2 separate regions of the Mus musculus genome follow, and region 1 is linked to region 2. A link is a loop called in an ENCODE intact Hi-C map of the cell type or tissue named here. Cell type or tissue: gastrocnemius. All regions are shown on one strand. Each heading gives the region's core, and the rest is flanking DNA. Links, peaks and the distances in the headings are about the cores only. Region 1 has its middle 15 kb from the start of Gm52138. Region 2 holds the start of Gtf2f2 (general transcription factor IIF, polypeptide 2).

Region 1 (5,371 bases), core at 208-5,207, 130 kb before region 2:
ATACAGTCTTGAACTTAGTGTTAGGTAGCCTTTTGTTGCTGTGAAAAAATACTTGAGCAAAACAGGTTAAGGGAAGGAAGCTGTGTTCTGGCTCAAGGTTTTAGTCCTTTGTGGTAGGAGGCTTCGGCATAGCCAAGAGTGAGGCGACAGGAGCCTGTGCCTGCTGTTGGGTTTCTCACTCTTTTTTTTTTTTTTTTTGGTTTTTTGAGACAGGGTTTCTCTGTGTAGCCCTGGCTGTCCTGGAACTCACTCTGTAGACCAGGCTGGCCTCGAACTCAGAAATCCACTTGCCTCTGCCTCCCAAGTGCTGGGATTCTCGGGTTGGGGTATGTGGGCACAGTGCATCCCACTCTGAGGGTGTCGCTCCCCACCTTCTTTCAGTTGATCCTTCCCGGAAACCCAGCAGACGGACGGACGTACACTTCACCGCACTTGGAGGCATCTCTCAGCCCGATGGAGTCGACAATCAAGATTAAGCACCGTTGTCTGCCCCTCAAGTCAAGTGTGACAGCCAAACATCTACTTAAACCATAACATCACACCTGCCCTGCAAGAAGCTCATTCCTATTTCACAATGCAACCTGCGGCCAGTCCATCTGGAAGGTTCCACATCATCTCAGCAGCTGGCGATTGCTCAAAAACCCAAGTTCATGGTTTCCTCGCAGATCCTGGCTGTGCGCCCAGTGTTTAAAAAGTACACATTGCTTTTTTCTTTTCTTTCTTTTTTTTTTCTTTTTGATTTCTTCAAGACAGGGTTTCTCTACGTAGCCTTGGCTGTCCTGGAACTTGCTCTGTAGACCAGGATGGCCCTGAACTCATAGAAACCCAGCTGAATGTATTTCTAACGTAGATTTCCACAGAGTGAAAATTCCTCTTCCACACGGAAGGATCGAGGCACAGAGATAGAAGGAGGAGCAGGTTCTCAGTTTGGCTGCCTACTGTTCTGGGCCTGTAGTGAGACAACACATCAGGGCAAGTGCACATGGCCTAACAAGATGCCCGTTCACGGTGGCCTGGCAGCAAAGGGAGGAAGAGGTGGAGTTAGGCTACCTTCAAGGCCACCCACTCAGGACTTAACTCTCCAATTAAACCAGCCCTCCCCCCCCCCAAAAAAAAAAGGTTCACCACTGATCTCCTGTGCTGGTTAGCCATTTGTCATTGTGACACAAACTAGAGTCATCTAGGAAGAGGGAACCTTCATTGAGAAAAAGCCTCCCTTGGATTGGCCTGTAGGCAAGTCTGTAGGGGCATCTTCTTGATTAATGGTTGATGTGGGAGGGTCGTCCCACTGGTCCTGAGTCCTGAGCAAGCCAGAAAGTAGCACGCCTCCACGATATCTGCATCAGTGCCTGCTCTACGTTCCTTCAGTGATGGCGCCATCCAAGGGCTGTAAGATGACATACCCCACCCCCCACCCCCAACACACAAGATGCTTTCTTTTGTTTACGGTGTTCATCACAGCAACTTGTTAATTGGAATGGACCAGGCTAGGGCAATTCTAAGGACGTCTCCAGTCTGCCTTTTGGGGTCCTGTGTCACAGCTGCTGGGAAACATGCTGAACACCCATGGGCTAGGAAGTGACTTGTGGCATGGTCACTCTAGAGAAAGCTCAGATCACTATTGAGCTCAGGCCCAGAGGGCTAGTAGGGAAAAGAGGTTATTGTGTGGGGGCCCGGTTCCCTGCCCCCGCCCCCCGGCTTTAAGTCTCTGGTCTTTAGAAATTCTGCCAGGCTGTGGAGAGTGGAGGGGCAGGTCCGCAGCCAGGTGCCCCCGGTGCCCTCCCTGGTCCTGGAGACTGAGCTACATTTCAAAAACCCAAACTCAAAAAGAACGCTGTCAGACCCGGGAGCCTCCTCCATCCTTCTAGCTTTCCCCATGAGCCTGGGTGGGTGGGGAGGCAACTCATCGGCTTGACATTATCCATCTCCTCCTCCTCTACTAGCGTTTTTCCGGGGACGGCAAGAAGCGGTACTGCCTGATGACAGAGAGTGGGCCACTGCGGTGGCAGCTATTTCATAAACAAGCTGGCTTTGGCCTGGAGGAGAGAGAAATGGATCCTAAAAGACTATTTGTGGTTCGCAGCACTCAGGGCTTAAAGGCCGCCTTCTGGCCTCTCTCGAGTTGAGTGATGGAGAGTTGCTTGGAAGAGGGCGCCTGCTGAGCCAAGTGGTTCTGAGATGGATGAAAATGTCAGCGTGTCCACATTGGGAGGGGCTGGGGGAAAGAAGGAAAGAGGCCAAGGGAAATCGAAAGAGCCTCTTCTTGGTACAGTGAAGTTCCTTTGTGAATCGGGAGCCCGACCCACTGTGGCTGGGGGAGCCCAGGCCTGGCCCATTGCTTAGCAATGGAACTCAATGCTGTTACTCGATGTTGCTAAAAGCCATCCAGGTGAAAACTTACAATCGAAGGCAGGTGGTAGGAGGCAAATGGCTTCGGCTGCATCTCATCGCTGAAATGCGTGGTGGCTAAGTGGAGGGGAAGGCTGTCTCGCTTCTATAAGCAGAAAGATACCAAACATTCCCCTGGGAAGGAAAGTGGATCTGTTGGGACCTTTATGTTTGGTCTAAGTCTGTTGCTAATTTATTTATATAGGTATTCAAAATAGTCAAAGTGGTTAGTATGGGTTTCTCTTGAATTTATTCTTTGTAGAGACTTAAGAACTCAGCGCCCTAACCATATAGGCGCCACCCAGAACTCTTTGTCTAAAACCCCTTGTACACACATCTGCTATTACCCCATAGTGCCTCCTGTGGCTGTCTCACTGCTGCTCTTTCTTTCCCCAAAGGAAGGAGGAAGGCAGCCACGATACAATTGTGGGGGGTTCTAGACGAGAGGGTGAACAAATTGAGACTTACTACCTGAAACCACGTCCCAGGGGTTCTGACAAGAACAAACATAGAAAAGTAAGAGATGAGTCAACTCTGGTATTCCAGCTCTCACGCAAAATCTAACAAACTTCACAATCCCTTCTCCGAGGCTTTCTAGGAGAATTAAACTGGGCAATAAGGCAGCTTATTAAAATCAGAACAACTAATAATAACCGGTGGTTTGCACTCTATCTGTATCTAGATAAACGTGGCAAGGAATGACAAAATGTCTGTAACTGAGCAAAACAGTACAGTAAGTGGCTGTTTTTCCCTTTTTGGATACCATACTTCTAGCTGCTGCATGTACTCTGTGTGTAAGAAAAAACATTTCGCCGGGCGTGGTGGCGCACGCCTTTAATCCCAGCACTCAACTCTGTATGAGCATCCTCTGTTTCAAAGGGCGGGCCCTGTCAGTTTGGATGATGTGTTTCATTAGACGGCCAGCAGAGGGAGCTCGCTTGCTACCTGAAGAATCCAAGGTAAATTGAAGCACAAAGAGGCTTGGACGGGAAGATTTCAGGGCTGGAGGCTGAAAAGGACCCTGAGACAGGGGAAGGGGAGCAGGGCGGGGCGGGGCGGAGAAGCTGAGGCTCGCTGGAACTGGACGATGGAGAGGCGCTCATGGTTGGATTTCAAATTCTTGACTTTGTTTTTAGGTCTAGTTTGCTGTTGCTTAGTGGATAACTAAGTGCTCAGCCCACCCTCTCAATTTGTCCTGCTCCTGGGGTCCTTAAGCAACGACCAGCTACAAACCATGCAACCATGAATGACGCGAGCAACCCCGAGTGTGGGGGTGTGTATCCACAGAGGAGAGCAGTGAGCGAAATATACCCCAAGTAAGCATGTGTTGCAAAGAAAAAAAAAAAAAAATCTGACTAGAGGCAGAGAAGGGGCCAGTGGATAGAGGCCGGCCCAGAGAACTGACTGCCTGAGTTCCATCCCTGGTGACAGGAGGTGACAGGAGAGAAGTAGTGACTCCAGAGGGCTGTCTTCTGACCTCCACACCTATGCCATGTCACATGGGCCTGTGCACACAAGAAAGGAAGAGAGAGGGAGAGAGAGAGAGAGAAAGAGAGAGAGAGAGAGAGAGGCAAAGGTACTTGCCACCAAGCTTTACAACTTAGTTCATCCTGAACTCACAGAGAGAAAACTGATTCTGAAAGTTATAAATTGTCTGACCTACATACATATACCATGGTACCTGCATCCCCAGTGAACACACTACACACACACACACACCACACACACACACACCACACACACACACACACACACACACACACACACACCCCATGTGAGTAAGAAAGTAAAAAGAATTCAAAGTAGGTAGCTTTTATTTTGAAATATATGCTAATTGCTTGCCTCTCGTCTAGCATGACTCACTGTATTAATTATATATTACTGTTACAAAATAACCCTCAACGGTAGTCTAGGAAACAACAAACACCATCTGTGAGTTTTGTAGGTCAGGACCTAGGGTGGTGTCAGCTTGGATCTCCCTTTTAGCTTTCAGTGAGGTATCATCTGTAATCATGTTACTGACTGGGCTAGCACAGCCACTTCTGGGATAGCTCCAGCAATTCCCCAAGCGGAAGCAGGATTGCTGAGATTGAGGTAAGCCTGGGCTACACAGTGAATTCCCAAATAAAACAAACAGAAAGAGGAAAAAAAAAAACAACAAACAAACAAACCAGCATCCCAGAGATTTAGTTCCTATGAGCACAAAGTCTCCTTCTGTGGACTAGGAGACTTCTCTCTCCCTCTCTTTCTTTTTCTTTCTTTCTCTCTCTCTCTCTTTTTTAAAGATTTATTTATTTTATTTATATGAGTACACTGTAGTTGTCTTTTTTTGTTTGTTTGTTTGTTTTGAGACAGGGTTTCTCTGTGTAGCCCTGGCTGTCCTGGAACTCACTCTGAAGACCAGGCTGGCCTCAAACTCAGAAATCTGCCTGCCTCTGCCTCCCAAGTGCTGGGATTAAAGGCGTGCGCCACCACTGCCAGGCTGTAGCTGTCTTCAGACACATCAGAAGAGGGCATCAGATCCTGTTACAGATGGTTGTGAGCCACCATGTGGTTGCTGGGAATTGAACTCAGGACCTCTGGAAGAGCAGCTCAGGAAGCAATTTCTTGGAGAGATTTGTGTTGGGAGCATGCCCTTTTTAAAAAAAAATTATTTATTATATGTAAGTACACTGTAGCTGTCTTCAGACACCCCAGAAGAAGGCATCAGATCTCATTATGGATGGTTGTGAGCCACCATGTGGTAGCTGGGATTTGAATTCAGTACCTTTGGGATAGCAGTCAGTGCTCTTAACCGCTGAGCCATCTCTCCAGCCGCCCCCCGCCCCCCCCCCCCCGCAATTTTTAAATCAAAATTTATTTTATGTGCATGTGTTTTGCCTGCATGTATATTGTGTACCACTTGAGTACCTGATGCCCTTGGAGGTCATAAGGAGACATCAGATACCTAGAACTGGTACAAACGCTTGCGGGTCAGGGAATT
Region 2 (5,371 bases), core at 166-5,165:
AAACACGAAGCATATGTGTTGTGGAGAATAAGTATTCACTGACTGTCAGTTGTCAGCATTAGTTCTCGTAGTAATCTTGGAATAACAATGTGATCACAATGAATTCAGACTGAGACATAGGTGTTGGGGCTGCAAAGGGGAGACAAGGAAGTCTAGCAAGATTATGGGGGGGGTACAGTACTTTGATTACAGTTAAAGTTTTTTTAAAAAAGGAGTAAAAAAGGCTGATTGTATGTTCATGATATTAACTTAGTAGACTACCAAAGTGTGTCAGGTGATAGGCCTGAGGCTGGAAAAGAGGAAGGTTGAGGAGACAATTCTGTCAGACTCCTTGTAGACTTTCTATCCCCTCCACCCACTCATCCCCTCAATCACTCTTCAAAGTACTCTCCCTTGTCTACAGATATGAAAACCGAATCTAAGGCTAGTGATACAACTCAGAAATAAAGCTAGGTGAGACTGTGGACAATGTATCTCAAAATACCATATGGACTTTTTAATGGTTTTGCTATTTAAGTCTGATAAGGGCTGGAAAGATGGTTCAGCTTTAAAGCACTGACTGTTCTTCCAGAGGACCTGGGTTCAATTCCCAGTACCCACATGGCAGCTCATAACCAGCCATACCTGTAATACCAGAGGATCCAATGCCCTCTTCTGGTTTCTGGGTCTTACAACATTCCCCTGACTCAATGTAGACCAGGCTAACTTCTCAAGTACTAAGATTAAAGGTGTGCACACCACAGTCCTGTCTATTTGGTAGCTCTCCTTTATCTAAGATATATATCTGTGTATTTATCTAACATAAATACTCAAGCACAGGTGCTCTAACACACACCTAGGTGGGAGAATTACCATGAGTTTATGGCCAGCCTGGGCTACACAGAGACTTCCAGGCCAGCCTGAACTAAGAAAGGTAGAGAGAGAGAGGGAGAGATGAAGAGAGAGGGAGAGAAGGGAAGGGAAAGGAAAGGAGAGAATAGGTTTTCGTTTTTCCTGTTACTTATAACCCTTTGCTGTATTCTCTGTTTTAGTCAGACTTAGTCACTGTGACCAAATATCTGACAGAAACAATTTAAGATTTATTTTGCACTGGGTATCTCAGTTTCTATCTGTCATGGTGGGAAAAACAAGGAAAAGTGCTGCAGCTCACTCCACAGTGGCCATGATATAGAGGAGATACAGAGAGGGCCAGGGCAGCCCTAAGAACATACAGCCAGAATCTACTTCTTCCAACTAGGCCCCGCCCCACTACCTTTCACTACCTCCCAGAGAAGTCACATTATAAATCCACCAACAGAGTAACTAATCCCTTAATTAGATCATAGCCCTGTGACCTACTTTGCCTCCAGAAACAGCACCAGAAACACCCAGAGGTGTGTTTCATTAATCGCCCGCCGATGAAACTGACAGGACTAACTCCTACCCACTTTAGTTTGTGTCTCTTTGACATACAGCCTTTTCTTTTTCTTTTTGGTTTTTCGAGACAGGGTTTCTCTGTATAGCTCTGGCTGTCCTGGAACTCACTCACCTGCCTCTCCCTCCCGAGTGCTGGAATTAAAGGCGTGTGCCTTTTCAATTTCTTATATTCATCACATATTGGAAAAGTAATATGTGCCAAACACTAATCAAAGTGCAAAGAAAGTGACTTGGGGGTAGGGGCATCAACAATAGATACAGACAGGTACAAAGGAGCACTAGAAACTGTTCAGGGGTTTGAAGAACTTAACATAGTCTGCTGTGCTGGCAAACGACGAGAGCTGTTTCAGAGAAAAGGACAGGAAGAAACACTTTGTCTTGATGAGAACTCAGCCATGGACTTAAAACACTCATTACAAAGATAAACCATTTAAAAAACAAGTTTGGGAAACTTTCATGATCCCATTTAAATATGGTTTTTCAGAATGAGATTCCCCACAGAGCCTCCCACCCCATATAAAAAAAAGTGACCCGAATAGATGGCGACCACTGGGGCAAACGAGGTCTGCCGCATGACCACTTAAAACATTTACTGCTGGTTGGTTTCATGAATCCTAAACTCGCTCTTTAAAAACACGAAGTCAACAACTTCTCTTTGAATTCAGAACTTCTAGGTCTTTCGAAGGCTCCAATTGAATTACCAACCCAGGCAACACTAGCCGTGTAAAGCGACAGGAGTCTACATGGCGAGTTCCAGGCTAGCCAAGTCTACACAGAGAGATTGTTTCAAAACAACAGAGTACACAGGGACCAGCTCCACTTTGTGGTCCAGAAAACTGTACGGAATATCTATTCAAGTAATTTATACACGTTCATAACTAAAGTTAACCTTACCAAAAAGAAAACCGCAAGGACTTTTCCGACCTGGGGTAAATGTACTGCCCACTCGGGGACCACCGGGTCAGGACTCCAGGAAGGCCAGGTCTTGGCGGTAAAGAGAGTTAGTTCCATGGTGGGCGGATGAAATTGAGAGACGGCCTGAAAGACGCCCTGTGTCCCCTAAAGTAACTTCTCCAACCTGCAAACGGACGCAACAGCGACCCGCTTCTCAGAACAGCGGTGGCCCGAGCAAGACGGACCCAGAACTTTCGGAAGCGCCCCGCGGGGCTCGCGTCTCACTCACCTTGACCAGCCACACGCCGGTGTTCTGTTTGGCGCCCGTCAGATCGAGTTCCCCGCGCTCCGCCATGAGCTTGTCGCGTGAGGAGGCGTGCAGTGCGCGCACAAGCAGTGGTCCCGGCGCTGAAAGGCAGAGAGCGACAGTCCAGAGCCGGCCAAGGGAGTAAGTAGACCGCGAAAAGCCGGCGTCGCACACAGCCCGGGAACCAGGAACTTAGATGAGAAGAACACGCCGCCGAATGAAGAACTGCGCCTGCGCACGACTACGTCAGGACAGCGCGCCGAGAGGGACAAACTTCCTGCTCCGGCAATTTCCTAGATGGGCGTGACTCCCGGCAACGTGCAATCTTGGGATTCGAGTGCTGGGAAAGGAAGAGCCTAATCCTGAACCGTGCGTTTACAGCAAAGGTGACAAAGTGGAAAGATTAAGGTTTAGACAGACAAAAGCTGTGTGTATTTATACCCAACCCTAGATAAAGAAGCTAGGCATTTTAAGGACAGACTTGGGGGTAAAAAAAGTCACTTTCTTGGCCCAATTAACATTGGCACAAGTGGGCACTAGAGTACAAGTGAGTATGCTGGACACATGCCTTTTCGAGGCATAAAAATCAATTCACACCGTGCAAGCAGCATACACTCTTTCAGACGCCGAAACCTGAATGCCATCTAATTGAGTTGGTAAGACCCACCATGTAAGAAACAGATCTGATTATCCAACTGCCCTGCTTAAACAGTTTCCGGTTGCAGGATATTGGATCACATTATGAGCCCTGAGATTGTGAACTGGAAGAATCTGTTAATAACTGTGGCTCAGCCTTTGATCCTAGAACTTTCTGTTTACTGTAAACAAGTATAGGTAGCCTGGCTCACCCCTACCTAGCGCGCACATTAATCCAAGAGCTAAATAAAGTCAACCCTAGATCAGGCGGCAGAGCAAGTAGCCAGCTGACAAGAGAGTGAACATGAGCAAGAGAAAGGAGAGAGTTTGAGGTGAAGGGTATTTAAGAGTGCATGAAGGAGAAGGGGCTTTTCCTTCTGAGAAGTCGGTGGAGTGGGAAGGTCAGCTGAGTACTTTTTCTGCCTCTCAGAGTTAGCAGGCTTTCACCGCAGCTTCTAGCTCCTGAGTCTTCATTTGGTAATTTCCTCCCCCACTTGCCTTTGGAATGAAATTCTACCCTGTGCTTCAACTGAGTCCTTTGGGTTTGATCCTTCCTATACTCTCTGTTCCACACAGGATTCCACACCAAGCCCATCCACCTGCTTGAAGACTCCAGGACCTTCCTCTTACCATTTCAGAGCCTCTTTCAAACCAATTCCTGTGCCTTAGATGCCCTGCTTTCCCTGATCTTTACACTGGCCCTGTCCTTTGGCAAACTTCTACTTATAAACACAGACAAGTGGAAATGAAATAAAGACCACACAGAAAAGAGAGTCCCCCTAGATAAAGTTCTGTTTCCCCATATGATAGTGTGTGATGCTTAACGCTGTACCATGAGAGGCGTGTTTATCTTTGTTTTCTACACTACTGACTGAACTCCTAGACAAAAGTACTGTTTTTGCCCCAGATTTGCTGAAGCAGAATGGACAAATACAAAATAGTGTTTTATTCATTTTATATGCACAGCACCCAGCACAGTGTTTGACATACTGTGGGATGTCAGTAGGCTTTGGTTGAATGAACATTTGCTGAAGAGAAACAAGCAGTAAGGTATTGGAAGAATGGCAAGTAATTTATTGAATCACACACCAGAGCTATGCACAAAACTGCAGAGAGTCTATATCTGTGCAGCATAAGGGCTGGGAAAACTGTCAGGTCTCTGAGATCTGCTGGCAAAACTAATGTGATGGAAAAGACCAGGCACTCATTGGAAAGAAAAGTTGCATTCTCTTATAACAGCTTGGAAACAGGCCTAAAGTGTTAAAAGGTGAGCCTATGAGAAGTGCTTTAGTCTTGGTTCAAGTATATGTGAGAAGAACACAAAGGAGCCTGGCACACCCCAGGAATGGCTTTAAAGATAAAGTATTTACATTGAACATACACAGGTAAACCGTCCAACTTAACAAAGCTCATGGCTATAATGGCTCAGAGATATAATGGTTTAGATAAGATATCTCCTCATAGACCACTGTTACAGGATATTTGAACCTGTTTCTAGTTGTGGTGTGGCTCAGCCCTTAGTATGCACCTGTAATCCCTCTGGCTGGAATACAGGCAAACCCTTAGATTCACCTTTAATCTCAAACAATGAAGGTAAAGTTAATTTGGTGGAGGAAGTAGCCATGCTTGGAAGTGATGTCTAAATGGGTGGCAGACAAGGTGATGAGTCAGAGAATGGTCTGACAGAATAGGATATAGCCAACTCTCACAGGGAGAGAGAGGAGAGGGAAGCTACTTCAGGGAGAGACAGGCAGCTCAGGAAGAAGAGAGTACAGTACAGGATACAGTGGAGCTCGTGAGAGCAGTAAGTAGAGTCGGGAGGGAGAGTGGAGCAGAGAGAGGGAGAAGGAGGCAGTGTTACCAGGAGAGTTTTTACAGAGACAGATTGAAGAGAGAACAGGCTGGACACAGGTAAAGACACAACAAGCAAGAGAATGAGAAGGAGCCAGAAGATTAGAAAAGATTTCTAGAGATATTTTGAAGCAAAACAGATCAATTAGAGGCCAAGAGAAAAGCCAGATTGAATCAGTCAGCTGGGAGAGTAGTTTTGAGCCAGAACATCGGAGTTGAACCAGCCAGTCAGGGCTCAGAAAAAAACTAGAAAGGGTGATCTCACCC

Evidence for each region. Peaks named below come from ENCODE experiments on the same cell type or tissue, not always from the same donor. Only the 100,000 strongest peaks of a DNase experiment are listed, where the experiment ranks them.
Region 1: it touches region 2 in a loop (2.4-fold over the local background); 3 of 42 quality-filtered maps call a loop at or near these places.

What each region holds. Positions count from the first base shown.
Region 1 is chr14:75,873,193-75,878,563 of GRCm38, forward strand. No RefSeq gene overlaps it. Among named protein-coding and RNA genes, the nearest start is that of Gm52138, 15 kb to the right of the region's middle. In gastrocnemius, for the core only: a CTCF peak has its summit at 3,305 (motif pointing right); a DNase peak (open chromatin) is centred at 3,319.
Region 2 is chr14:76,008,081-76,013,451 of GRCm38, forward strand. It overlaps Gtf2f2 (general transcription factor IIF, polypeptide 2), which reads right to left and starts at 2,785. Exons shown (of 8, transcript NM_026816.3): 1 at 2,600-2,785. The coding sequence starts at 2,665. It overlaps Gm36429 (a long non-coding RNA gene), which reads left to right and starts at 2,666. Exons shown (of 2, transcript XR_383601.2): 1 at 2,666-3,003; 2 at 3,830-4,032. In gastrocnemius, for the core only: no CTCF peak of the experiment used is centred there; a DNase peak (open chromatin) is centred at 2,855; H3K4me3 peaks cover 2,178 bases; H3K27ac peaks cover 1,107 bases.